3 separate regions of the Homo sapiens genome follow, and all the other regions are linked to region 1. Evidence: chromatin contacts called from ENCODE Hi-C or POLR2A ChIA-PET data. All regions are on one chromosome and are shown on one strand. Each heading gives the region's core, a stretch centred on a gene start or an enhancer-like site at or near the end of the contact. The rest is flanking DNA. Distances are from core to core; before and after follow the strand shown.

Evidence for each region. A loop is a pair of places that touch in the nucleus more often than their neighbours do. ChIA-PET counts read pairs that join two places held with the same protein, here RNA polymerase II (POLR2A). Pooled maps may share reads with other maps.
Region 2: a map of B cell shows a loop between it and region 1 (21-fold over the local background). The contact joins the promoter of ZC3H6 here to the promoter of BUB1 in region 1. A Hi-C loop is called at or near these places in 1 of 168 maps with a recorded cell type or tissue (B cell), 1 of 37 single-sample maps with no recorded cell type and 9 of 50 pooled maps.
Region 3: a loop to region 1 is called in a map of B cell, with 6 times the contacts of the local background. The contact joins the promoter of ANAPC1 here to the promoter of BUB1 in region 1. A Hi-C loop is called at or near these places in 2 of 168 maps with a recorded cell type or tissue (B cell and naive thymus-derived CD4-positive, alpha-beta T cell), 6 of 37 single-sample maps with no recorded cell type and 11 of 50 pooled maps. POLR2A ChIA-PET finds 5 or more read pairs at or near these places in 1 of 52 experiments (PC-9).

The regions. Positions count from the first base shown.
Region 1 is chr2:110,675,504-110,680,070 of GRCh38, reverse strand. BUB1 (BUB1 mitotic checkpoint serine/threonine kinase) reads left to right here and starts at 2,008. Exons shown (of 25, transcript NM_004336.5): 1 at 2,008-2,101. The coding sequence starts at 2,076. It overlaps LOC105373554 (a long non-coding RNA gene), which reads right to left and starts at 1,859. Exons shown (of 2, transcript XR_923189.4): 1 at 1,474-1,859. RefSeq lists enhancers at 989-1,078, 1,339-1,398, 911-1,831, 1,832-2,752 and a silencer at 1,909-2,308.
Region 2 is chr2:112,274,347-112,278,913 of GRCh38, reverse strand. It overlaps ZC3H6 (zinc finger CCCH-type containing 6), which reads right to left and starts at 3,317. Exons shown (of 12, transcript NM_198581.3): 1 at 2,888-3,317. The coding sequence starts at 2,919. RefSeq lists a silencer at 2,548-3,027 and enhancers at 3,218-3,427, 3,043-3,615.
Region 3 is chr2:111,882,086-111,886,652 of GRCh38, reverse strand. ANAPC1 (anaphase promoting complex subunit 1) reads left to right here and starts at 2,460. Exons shown (of 48, transcript NM_022662.4): 1 at 2,460-2,711. RefSeq lists enhancers at 1,937-2,086, 2,430-3,223.

The DNA.
Region 1 (4,567 bases), core at 759-3,258:
ACAAGCAGCACCCGCAGCCCAGCATTGCACACCTGCGAGCACTCAGTAGGTCCTGGCATCAAGAAGGGGAAAGGCCAGGATCCAAGACCCGCTGGGATGTGCCCAGTCCCACGGACCCCCCAGCCTCCATGGAGCCCTCGGTGTCTGGGGTGGCCTCATGGCCCCGTTTCTCAAGATGAGGTTGGAGGCTTCTGTGTGTAGAGAGCACTGGCTTGGGCATCAGTGGTTCTGTGTCTGTGTCAGACACCAACAAGAAACCCTTGATATACATATTGTAGCAGGACGAGCCGCAGACAAAACTCCTGACACTGGATTAAAGAAGGAAGAAGTTTATTCGGCCGAGAGCGTTGGCAGACTCGCATCTTAAAAGCCGAGCTCCCCAAAAAAGAAATTCCTAGCCCTTTTAAGGGCTTACAACTTGAAGGGGGGGGTCCATGTGAAACGGTTGTGATAGATGGAGCAAGCGTGGGGAACGTGACTGGGGGCTACATGCATCGGCTAACAGAACAAAAAGTTTTACAGCGCTTTCTCATACAATGTCTGGAACTTACAGATAACACAAGTAGTTTTGGTCAGGGGTTAACATTATTATTATTATTTTAACCACCAAGGCCGGGTGGTGGCGCCAAGGTCGTCTAGCTATTTATCTTACTTCTGTTTCTTTCTAACTTTTTGCTGTCTCACTTTTCTCCTGTCTTATAAACTAGGGAAAAGGGGAGGTGGTGGAGAAGAAGCTGGGAGGGACAACAGGAGAAGTGGTGGTCTCATTCCATAGTATAAGCACATTTTTTCCAATAAGTCAACCTTAGCTTACTGTAACTTTTTCACTTTATAAACTTAGTATTTTAACTTTTCAAAAAACAAACAAACAAAAAACAAAAGAAACATCAGCCTATTACATATTTCCTCTTTAGACATCTGGACTCCTCTACAAAGAGGTGTCTATTTTTGATTTTATGGTGTCTAAGAACTTGGTCTCCCAGAGTGCCCTGTCCCCCAAAAGATGTTCAAAGCTGGCATTCTATAATCTACCCAAACTCTTCTGCTTTTGTGTTAATTACAGCTGGCTGCAGAGAGAGTCCAGTCCCGTGAGCCCCATCTTCCGCTTGAAGCTGTTTGACAGGTCCCCTGTGTGGCTCAGGGCCCAGCCTTTCAGATCAGTTCAATAAAACCCAGGGGTCTACTCCAAGGACACTAACCCATCACTTTCCAGTGCCTCGTATAATTACGCAGCCGACCCTAGAACGCCCTCCCCGCCTCCACGTCCCCTCTACATGAAGGCGCTAAGCCCAAAACTCCTCAGGTTTTTCCACAGGCCGTCGTCACTCCCTCTTTGCCACGGCGTTTGAGATTCTGGGCTAAGACTATTGGTTTCAGCATCTGGGATGTTTTCTCACAGCCGAGGACGCTGAATAGAAAACTGCCAGAAAGCGGGAGGGGTCCCCGGCAGCAGGTCCCGTTTTTTCTCCCCACCTGCCTCCCGGGTGCTGCGGCTTCCGCCACGACAGTCTCGACCCTGCACACGGATTTTTTTCCTCCGTTCCATGAACCAAACATAATGATTCTGGTTTACATATTTAAGCGAAGGGGAGAAGAAACGCGACTCTCAGGACCCAAGGGCTGAGGCAGGGTTTTTCTGTCTCAAAGACCTCCAGTTAAGACATTTTTCTCCTGCAAAGCCTTTCCTACAATGATGGCTTAATCGTGTAATTATGTAAACCAGTCACAACCTGGATAGCTAAAACAAAAAAACCAATTCCCTACGCCCGAGCCAAGCCTGCTCCCCCTCGCCGTGCCGCATCCCAAACACCCCGCGCTCGCTCAGCCAACGGCCAGGTTTCGGTTCAACCGAAAACCACGGGAAGTGGGAGGAGCTACTGGCTCAAGGGAGGGAGGTGGGACTTGACCTCCGAGCAACGGCCCCGGTGATTGGCCAACCTTCTGCCGCCGCCACCAATGGGCAGGCGCCCTGAAACGTTCGGCGAGCCGACTGCGGCTGCGCGGGGTATTCGAATCGGCGGCGGCTTCTAGTTTGCGGTTCAGGTTTGGCCGCTGCCGGCCAGCGTCCTCTGGCCATGGACACCCCGGAAAATGTCCTTCAGTAAGTGTCCGTCTGGTGGGGTGGGGAAGCCCAGGGGGCTGGGGCGCCTGGGGTTCGGGCCCGGCCCGCCCCAGACCTGCCTTCTTTTGCCCCCTTCGCCCCCTTCCTGGGTTTGGAATGTGTCCCACCCAGCAAGGCCGTGGGCTGCTTGAGAGCCGGGGAGGGCTCCGGCACCTTGGGTTCCGCTGAGGCCCGGCGCTTGTCCGCCCATCTGCGCCGCGGTGGCCGTTTGGAGCAATCTGGATAATTCGTTAGGCCCTCAGAGCTCTCGTTTATTCTTTGTAAGGAATCCCCTCCTGACAGTTCAACCTAACAAAAATCCTGAACCTTGTGTTTAGATTTTGTGATACGTTTTCAAAGTCACGTATTTAACAATTCGACTACAGTAGGGAACGAATTTAAAGTTGCTCTCCTATCCATAATCTCACTGCTATTTTTTAAAAGTCTTTGAATACAGGGTACTTTAAGAAAAAAAAATTGAAAAAAAATAGCTTTGCTCATTATTGAGTGATGTGTGCCAACCTGCTAACATCACTCACTTTTTACTTAAAGTTCCCACGCCTTTGTTTTATGACTTAGATGATTTACCCAGACTGTTACTTAAAGGCATTTAAAACAATTAAGTCATAGGTTCAGGAAGTAAAACTGGTCCGTTTTATCAGTTCTTTGCGATCAGAAGACCGAGATTGTTAAATGCAGTCAAAACAAAAATCCATTTGCTCTAAGACTTTTTCTGTAACCTTCAACCTAGCCAGCAAATTATTTTCTTTCAGAAGTCCCCCGCCCCTTTTTTAAAGGTAAAGCAGATATTCCTGGTCCTGTTTTGACTTACTAAAGATTAATGTGCTTTAATGAACTGGATGTTTTACTATTACAGTGCATTTAGGTCATTTTACTAGAGAAATGTGGTTGGTGTTAGAATATGAAATGTTTACCTTGGGCGAGCCTACTAGACATATTTTGGAAGAAAGGTTCTGAAATAGGGATTTGTCCCTCTGCTATAAGACATGAGAGACATTCAAACTTCAGAATTATTATTTTTTTTAGTTTTAAAAATAAGCAATGCGTTTATATGACTAAAAGAAGATTTAGAACAGTATTTACCGAGAACTCCTGTACCTGACTACTGTCCCACTCTGTCACATGTAACCGTTTTTCTAGTTTCTTTTTGGAAATATAAATATTTACATTATTATAATATATTAAATGTCTGCACGTTTGTATACATTTTTTGCCTTTACCACACATAAAATATAACAGTATATATATACGCTGCTCTTTTGCCTAACAATATCCCTGGAGATCTCTACCAATACATAAAGTTCTTTCTTATTCTTTTTTTACAGCTGTGTAATACTTCATGTACCCTAATTGATCTAAGCAGTCAACACAGGTTGTTGACAATCTGTTTCAAATAGTGGCACGGTGAAAAATCTTGTACATAACATTTTGCGGATACACATGTGTATGTGTCTTCTAGATCTGCAGAAGCGGTTTGTTGGATCAAAAGCAAATCAGTCCAGTTTTGGTAGATAATTCCCTTGGCAGGAATTGAGCACATGCCCACCTACAAGCAAGATGCGACAGAGAGCCTGTTTCTTATTGCTGCACCTACACAATCTTTTCACATGTTTTTTAGTTTTGCCAATCTGATGAGTGAAGAATTGTTTCTCAGCGAAGTGAATTTCTGTTATGAGAGACTGAACATTTTTCATGTTTGTGAGCCATGTATCTTTTTCTGTGAAATAATTTATTATGCCCTTTGCTCATTAAAAAAAAATAGGTTAATAGTTTTTTTCTCAGCTTCTAAAAGCTCATTGTTTTTCCAGTTTATCATTTCTCTTTTGACTATTTTGTGGTTTTTTTGTTTGTTTTGGTTATTTGCCATGGAGAAGTTTTTATTTATATATAGTTGTCTTTATTTAGCTTTTCTTTTGTGGCTTCTGGATTTTGAGTCATAAGAAACATTGATTTCATTCATATACCGAGGTGATAGCTAGAAGTAAATATTGCTTTTTAGGCAGGACATGGTGGCTCATGCCTGTAATTCTAACACTTTGGGAGACCAAGGTGAGAGAGTCACTTGAGGCCAGGAGTTCAAGACCAGCCTGCGAAATATAGTGATACCTCATCTCGGCAAAAAATAAAAAATTAGCCAGACATGGTGGCATGTGCCTGTAGCCTCAGCTACTCAGGAGGCTGAGGCAGGAGGATCTCTTGAACACAAGAGTTCGAGGTTACAGCGAGCCATGATTGCACTGTTGCACTCCAGCGTGGGCAACAGAGCAAGATTCCATCTCTAAAAAAATAAAAATAAAAATACATATTGCTTTTTACATCGTTTTTTCAAAAAAAAAAAAAATCTTATAGTGTCTCAGATAGAAAACCTCGGAGTCTTCCTGACTGGTTTCCCACTTCGATTCTCACCTCTACCTCCTTCACACAGAGGGACATTAAAATGCAAAT
Region 2 (4,567 bases), core at 2,068-4,567, 1.6 Mb before region 1:
CGTGGTGGCTCACGCCTGTAATCCCAACACTCTGGGAGGCTGAAATGGGAGGATGGCTGGAGCCCAGGAGTTCAAGACCAGCCTAGGCATATAGCGAGACTCTATTTCTTTAAACGAGAAAAAAATTATGCATTCTGTGAATTCCATTTACATTTAGAATCTCATTCTCATAAACAGTAATATTTTAATTTGTATAAAATCAAAGCAATTGTAAATATAAATCATAGGCTTCATTTTTTTTCCTGCATACACAATATGCCTTAATTTTTGAAAATGTTATAAAAAGAATATCCTTGGCTGGGCACAGTGGCTCACCCCTGTAATCCCAAAACTTTGGGAGGCCAAGGCTGGTGGATCACTTGAGGTCAGGAGTTCAAGACCAGCCTGTCCAACATGATGAAACGTGGTCTCTACTAAAAATACAAAAAATTAGCCAGGTGTGGTGGCGGGTGCCTGTAATCCCAGCTACTCAGGAGGCTGAGGCAGGAGAATGGTGTGAAGGCGGGAAGTGGAGCTTGCAGTGAGCTGAGACAGTGCCACTGCACTCCAGCCTGGGCGACAGAGCGAGACTCCGTCTCAAAAAAATAAAATAAATAAAATAAAATCCTTGAGACAAAGCCTAGCTCCATATACCAAGTTTCATATATTTTTCTCCACTTAATTCACAGAAACTTTTATAACAGCATAAAATAGCTATTATATGGAAAGATACAGTATTTTGGAAGCCCGCAGATTAGTCCATTTTTTCCCCAAATTTCTTAAGAATTTCCCAGGGAGCCTATGAAAAATACCCTAGAGATTCTGATTCAGTTGCTCTGGGCAGAACAAAAATTTATTCCCCAAAGTGATTCTGATGATTAACTATCATTGGGAAACACTGATCGAGTATAGCGGTTCTCAATTTGGCACATATTAGAATTTCCTGGGGAGCTTTTAGAACTCTTAAAACCCAGGCTGAGGTCCAGACCAACAGAAATAGCGCCAATACTTTAAAGAAAAAAAGTTCCCCAGGGAAGGTTTAGAACCATTGATCTGATCTTGTAGAATTTCTCCTGACTTCTAGTTCACTTTGTTTTTGATGTAGTTGTTTTGTTTTTCATGTGGGTTGACAAAAAAAGCATGAAAAAAAAAAACCATCTCCTTCATCTCAGCACAATGATGCCACTTAACAATTGGCTAAGTTAAAGTGGAGCTAACCTTTTTGTTTCAGAAATCACTAGAAAATACTTTTAGTCCGAATTTTAAATAAAATAGACTAATCTTAATCTTTAGCTCCTACTACCAACCTATTAACATATCTTACAAATAATTCTTTAAAGTTTTCTAACCTCTAAACCAGTATTTTAAAATTTCAAATTCTTTAAAAGGTCTGTCATCACAGTTCCTTACCAGCAAAATTATTTTGATACTTGAATTTGATGGCATTGTTTTTTCATGATGTACAATACATAACTCCATATATAGAAGTTACTTTGTGCACTAAGAGAGGGGAACAGATATTCTTCCATATTAAAAAAAAAAAGGATTTTAGGCTCCATTAGCAAAACCCCATCATTGGTTTGTCCATACCTCAAGAGCAAGGTATTAGTCAACCCATTCTAAGAATTTCCTTTTTAATACAAAAGATAACGTTAAAAAAATCATTAAAAATGTGCCAAGTGCAAGCTTATCATTTTTAAAAGTGCATTTTACTTTCCAAAAATTTTTACACTTTGATTGACGTGCCCTCTGGGAATCTACTTTTATTATTACAATACTGAAGTTGTTGAAATACCATTTTTATCCCTCTCAAGATTGCTAGGTATTTAGATATTTCAAATTTCAGCAGTGTTTGTGATTTTTGCTTCTGGGTTTTAAAAAACGTGTTTAGGATGCTTTACCAAGCCGATCACATTACTACAGATAAAACTTCAGCAATGTATATAGTCTATAGTAAAACGTATATTTTTTCTTACTTCTATTCACAAAGGAGTAATTGTGAGGTTCTAGATTTTCAAATTAATATTCTAAGTAAGAATCAGATGCAATGGATTTTGTTTCAGTAAGTTTAATGAATGAAAGCCCCCCTTTCGCATTATTAAAGATATATACGAATGAAAATTTGAATTATAACCAAAATTTAAGTATGCTACAGTATACTTTGTAAATGTCCCCAAACTCGAATGGAAACAAGAATGTGCCTCTTAAGGCACAGAGCAAAAAATAAAAAATCAGAATCTCAATATTCAAGTGATACACACCATCTAGAAAATTGGGCTAGCCGGAATAATCCATGGAGTTTTTACGTTAGGGTAAAACTGTGCTAAACTAAGTTTCTGCAAAGCCTAAGTATTTTGTGTTAACATATTAAACTTGAAACTTGCCATCTCAAATTCCAAGGGATAAGACTGTATACAACAGATGGCCTTTTGGTGCTGCTTAAAACTTCCCTGAAAACCAAATGTTTATTTTTTTAGAGGTGTTCTCGGTTCTCGGGAAGCAGTCAAATATCAAAACACCCATTCCTGAAAATTCCTGGCTGGTCCTATCTGGCCGGGAGCACCGACACCTGGACGGGCAGAAGCAGGACCTCAGCACCGAGCCGGGACGCTGAGAGCCGCCCGGCGCACACGGAGCCCGCCCGGGGGGCGGGGGGCTCGCACGTGCCCGGCCGGGGGCGGGGCCGGCGCTGGCGAGCAGCGACCCCGGCTCGGGGAGGCGGGCGCGGCCGGGCCGACCTCCCCCGCGGCCGCGATCCAGCAGTTTACATAAGAGTGCGCGTCATGGAACTGACGGAGCCACACAGAGACGTCTAGGTCATGCAGGAGGCGCCCGGCCCCGGCCCGCTCCCGCCGCCCCAGACCCCTCCTCTCATCCGACAGAAAGACAGACAAGAAGGGTTCCCGACCTGTCGTGCCCTGCATGTTCAGAGTCTGTCATGTTTGGTCAAGAACGGGGCGGGGCTGGAGGGCAGGTCTGCGAGGCCGGCGGCGGCGGGGCGCGGGGAAGACCCCCCGCGCCGCCTGCGGGAACCTGCTCCCGGCCGCCGCCGACAGGTGACGAAGTGGTAAAAACTCACGGTTACTAGTGAGCGACACAGACACAGACTTTCCAGTCTATTAACAACCACGCCAGAGAGATGGGGCTCTAACTGCAAACACTGGGCAACGGCCCCGCGCTGCCGGCGCTGCCGCTCTAGTCTCTATTCGCCGCCGGTGGCTGTGGCGTGGGAGCGGGCGGGCGGCGTGCAGCGACGCGGGGATTTGGACAGTGGCCGTAACGGTGATTTCTCCTCACCAACATGGCGGCACCCGAAACAGGCGGCTCGAGAAAATGGCGCCGGCCGCAACACCTTGCCCGGGACTAAAGGGCAAGAGAGATTCCTCCGCGAGCCGCGGCCCTTGCCCAGCCCGCCGGGGCCGAGCGCGTTGACCATTGGAGGAGAGTGCCCGTCAATCACCTGCAGGGGCGGGTCTTCGCCCTTCTCTGTGCAGCGGCGGAGGCGGCAGCCTAGTGGCGGGGCCGGGCGGCGAGAGACGCGGCCGGATGGCTCCTCGAGTGTCTGCAGGAGGGGGAGGCAGCCCACGGGACCTACGAGGGCCACCAGCGCTTCTGCTCCCGGCGCAGTACGGGCCGCGGTTTTTCCTGCGAGACGCCCGCCGCCCGAGGAGTTCCAGACGCACCAAGCAAACGGGCCCCAAAACCGTTAGCCGAGGCGGGCAGGGGTGGGATAACAAAGAACAAGGCGGCTGTAGAGTCCTTAAATTTTTTTGTGAAAACCTTTGTTCTTGTAATAATAGGGAAATGCAGTTTCTCCTTCACAGTTGTAGCAAGTATCTGTTTTTGTAACGTTTAGTGTTCAGAATCATGTTTTAAGGAAAATAGCTTGCCATGCAGTTTTTTCTTGTATTTGCTGTTAAATTTACCCAATTATTACTTAAATAGGAATAGCTATTGAAATAATTATATAAACGTTACTTTATTTCGTAATAATATTAACATGTAAAATGTATGCGAGTATTTTATAAATACTATTAGGCATGCCTTTTTTTTTTTTTTTTTTTTTTTTTTTTTTTTTTTTTTCTGAGATGGAGTCTCCTCTGTCGCCCAGGCTGGAGTGCAGTGTCGCGCTCTCGGCTCACTGCAACCTCTGCCTCCTGGGTTCAAGCAATTTTCCTGCCTCAGCCTCCCGAGTAGCTGGGACTGCAGGCACGCGCCACCACGCCTGGCTAATTTTTGTATTTTTAGTAGAGATGGGGTTTCCCCATTTTGGCCAGGCTGGTCTCGAACTCCTGACTTCAGGTGATCCGCCCTCCTGGGTCTCCCAAAGTGCTGGGGTTACAGCCGTGAGCCACCGCGCCCGACCATGCATGAGTTTTTTATACTTATGAAGTGACCTTAAAAAATTTTTAAATGACAAGTCAGTGTTTTGGCCTATTTAATATATTAGTCCTGAAGGAAAGTTCCTTGCTTTTTACTAAAATGATAGACTCAATGATTAATCCAAATATCTGACTTAATTTGTCTTTCCTTAATAATACATTTTACTAATACATAAATGGAATGCATTCAAAAACAATTGCAATGA
Region 3 (4,567 bases), core at 1,211-3,710, 1.2 Mb before region 1:
TGAAAATGACACTTTATGATCTTCCTTCCTGAAATCCATATCCCCAGGCTAATCATGAAGAAACATCAGACAAATTTCAGTTAAGGGATATTCTACAAACTAATGCAGTGGCTTGCACCTGGAGTCCCATCTGCTTGGGGGGTTGAAGCAGGAGGACTGCTTGAGCACAGGAGTTCAAGGCTGCAGTGAGCTGTGTTTGTGCCAATGCACTCTAGCCTAGGCAACACAGCAAGACTCTCTTAAAAAAAACTGAATAAAGTATGAATTTTAATTACTAATAATGTGTTGATATTTCATTAATTTTAACAAATGTACTATACTAATGTAAAATACTAATAATAGGGAAACTGGATGTAGAAACTGGGTATAGGGTATGTGGGAAATTTTTGGACTATCTGCAGTTTTTCTGTAAATCTAAACTTTATTATTATACTTTAAGTTTTAGGGTACATGTGCACAATGTGCAGGTTAGTTACATATGTATACATGTGCCATGCTGGTGTGCTGCACCCATTAACTCATCATTTAGCATTAGGTATATCTCCTAAAGCTATCCCTCCCCCCTCCCCCCACCCCACAACAGTCCCCAGAGTGTGATGTTCCCCTTCCTGGGTCCATGTGTTCTCATTGTTCAATTCCCACCTATGAGTGAGAATATGCGGTGTTTGGTTTTTTGTTCTTGCGATAGTTTACTGAGAATGATGATTTCCAATTTCATCCATGTCCCTACAAAGGACATGAACTCATCATTTTTTATGGCTGCATAGTATTCCATGGTGTATATGTGCCACATTTTCTTAATCCAGTCTATCATTGTTGGACATTTGGGTTGGTTCCAAGTCTTTGCTATTGTGAATAGTGCCGCAATAAACATATGTGTGCATGTGTCTTTATAGCAGCATGATTTATAGTCCTTTGGGTATATACCCAGTAATGGGATGGCTGGGTCAAATGGTATTTCTAGATCCCTGAGGAATTGCCACACCGACTTCCACAAGGGTTGAACTAGTTTACAGTCCCACCAACAGTGTAAAAGTGTTCCTATTTCTCCACATCCTCTCCAGCACCTGTTGTTTCCTGACTTTTTAATGATTACCATTCTAACTGGTGTGAGATGGTATCTCACTGTGGTTTTGATTTGCATTTCTCTGATGGCCAGTGATGGTGAGCATTTTTTCATGTGTTTTTTGGCTGCATAAATGTCTTCTTTTGAGAAGTGTCTGTTCACGTCCTTCGCCCACTTTTTGATGGGGTTGCTAAACTTTTTTTTTTTAAAAAAGTTTAAAATATTGGCCGGGCGCAGTGGCTCACGCCTGTAATCCTAGCACTTTGGGAGGCCGAGGCGGGAGGATCACGAGGTCAGGAGTTCGAGACCAGCCTGGCCATCGTGGTGAAACCCTGTCTCTACTAAAAATACAAAAGTTAGCTGGACGTGGTGGCGGGCGCCTGTAATCCCACCTTCTTGGAAGGCTGATGCAGGAGAATTGCTTGAACTCGGGAGGCGGAGGTTGCAGTGAGCCGAGATTGTGCCACGGCACTCCAGCCTGGGCGAAAGAGCGAGACTCTGTCTCAAGAAAAACACACACACACACACACACACACACACACACACACACAAACAAAAGTTTAAAATATCAATTAGGTATATTTGTATTTAACTGTTTCATGAATCTTTGTTTCTAACCTTTCTCCTATAACCCATTCTTTTTTTTTTTTTTTTTTTGAGACAAGGTCTTGCTCTGTTGCCCAGGCTGGATGGAGTGCAGTGGCGCGATCATAGCTCACTGTGGCCTCAAACTCCCTGCTCAAGTGATCCTCCAGACTCCCAAGCAGCTGGGACTACAGGTGCGCACCACGCCTCCAGGCTAATTAAAAAAATTTTTCTTTTGTGGAGACAGGGTCTCGCTATATTGCCCAGGCTGGTTTCAAACTCTTGGGCTCCAGCAATCCTGTCGCCTCGCCTCCCAAAGTGCTGGGATTACAGGCGCGAGTGGCCGCTGGGGTTCTTAACTTGGGTCTTTGAATCGCCTTAAGAAGTGTCTCTGAATCTGGGAATTGCAAGCAACGTTTCTGTGAGGACCTTCACACAGTTCATCCACTCTTCGAAGAGTATGGACCGAAAAAGGCATAGAGCATTCACTGCACGTAGAGAAAATCAGCAACCCCTGCTCCCCACCCTCAGCCTGAGGTGCCTACCTCCACGTGGGGTCAGGAGGCGGAAGCGAAACCAGAAGAAAAAACCCTGAGATCTATAAGGCAGTTCAGGTCCCTAGTGACATGAGCTAAAGAGAACTTGGACGCCAGGACTGTAGCAGACAGAGTCCGGCTTCGGGGTTCGCATCAGTCGCACGGAAGGTGGAAATAGCCCCCAAGTTGTAACCCGCCGCGGTCTTCCCTCAACAGCGCAGGCGCCAGGACTGCTAGGACGCCGCGCACCTCCCGCGATGCCCCGCCCCGGCGCGAGGCAAGACGGGAAAGTCAAGATGGACGCGTCCATTTGAACGTCTCGCACGCCTTCCTGCCATTAGCACTCGAGCCCGCTGCTGTTGCCCGTTCTTCCTCCAGAATAGGGGAGGGAGAGGGAATGAGAAGCTGCTGCGGCCCAAGAGTCACTGTGAAGGACCCCGCCGCTGCCCTCGGGCCTCCTCGGCCCCTGCGCCTCCGGGGAGCAGCCGGGGCTCGCCGCGCCTGACGCGTCCCGAGTTATACAGGTGCGGGCGCCGTACCGCAGCACTTGGTGGTCTGTCGCGCGCCGCGTGACTCTCGCACCCGTCCCGAGGCCGAGCCTCCCCTGGTGGCCGTAGGTCTGGAAACCCGGGGTACTGGGAACCCGAGGGAGGGCCTTGAGCGTGCTCCGGGGCTGAGGGGGCCTGCGGGCGCTCCTGGCCTGCGGGCTGGGGTGCTCCTTCCGGCTCCTGCTTGCCAACCTCTTTCCTGAGCTGTGCGTAGCATCCCATGTGCAGCCTCAGCTTTCAGACTGGCCTCCAGCCCCTCTGAGCTGTTTTTCTGAGCCTCGGGCTCTCAGCCTGTTTTCACCGTCCTCTAGAAAGGCTGGGGAAGCTCTTGTGGAGACTTAAGCTCCCGTTAGTGTGCATTTGGGTCTCTTTTTTTTTTTTTTGGCAGGGTAGTGTTTGTAGGAATCATTGCTGATACTGTTATTTATAGCATATAAATTTAATAGTATTTTTACGTGTAGCTGTTTATGTTGCACCTAACAAGTAAAAACATTTCTAAAAGTTTGGGGTACTGAAAAAGTATTAAATATGTGGCATTAATCGGTACAAAATGATAATTCTTTAACAATTCTGTAATTTTCTCTCAAAGTTATAAGAAAATAACATTATAAAATTGCAGAACTAAAGTTTCATAAAGTCAAAAGTTCGTTGATGTTGGTTATTCTGTTGAATAAAATATAGGAAGACCAGCTGAATTTTGTTTTCTTTTAAGGTTTTTTTTTTTGTGGGGTTTTCTTTTTTTTTTTTTTTTTGAGAAGGAGTCTTGTTCTGTCTCCTAGGCTGGAGTGCAGTGGCGCCATCTCAGCTCACTGTAACCTCTGGCTCCCGTGTTCAAGCAATTCTCTGCTTCAGCCTCCCAAGTAGCTGGGATTACAGGCGCCCGCCATCACTGTCTGGCTAATTTTTGTATTTTTAGTAGAGATGGGGTTTCACCATCTTGGCCAGGCTGATCTTGAACTCCTGACCTCGTGATCCACCCGTCTCGGCCACCCAAAGTGCTGGGATTACAGGCGTGAGCCACCACGCCCTGCCCCTTGTAAGTTTTATAAGGCACTTTTTACTTGTGTTCCAAGTTCAAGTGTCCCAGTACTCATTTATTTCTAGCAGGAGGAAGAACAAAACTTGTGTCATGTTTTGTGACATAATTATATCCAGAATAACTTTTCTTTTTTTTTTTTTTGAGACGGAGTTTTGCTCTTGTCCCCCAGGCTGGAGTACAATGGCGCGATCTCGGCTCACTGCAACCTCTGCCTCCCAGGTTGAAGCGATTCTCTTGCCTTAGCCTCCCAAGTAGCTGGGATTACAGGCGCCCACACCATGCCTGAGTAATTTTTTTTTTTTTGTATTTTTAGTAGAGACAGGGTTTGACCATGTTGGCCAGGCTTGTGTCAAACTCCTGACCTCAGGTGATCCTCGCGCCTCAGCCTCCCAAAGTGCTGGGATTGCAGGCGTGAGCCATCGTGCCTGGCCAAGAATAACATTTAATTCACAGCAAAATAACTTTGTGGCTTTGGAGGAGCTGCAAAGGAACTACATAGGCTTTGGCTGTTTGTGTAACCATATAGGATTCTTGCCCTATGAGCAGCAAGTCAATACACGGAAACAACGGGGATTGCAGCAGATAAAGTGTTTTACTTGCAGGGCCACCGAACTAGGAGACTGAGGAAACTTCAAGTCAGCCTCCCCAAAGAGTTAAGGTCTAGAGGTTTTTTTTTTGCTTTTGGTTTTTTTTTTGAGACAGAGTCTTGCTCTGTTGCCCAGGCTGGAGTACAATGGCATGATCTCGGCTCACTGCAACCTCCGCCTCCTGGGTTCACGCCATTCTCCTGCCT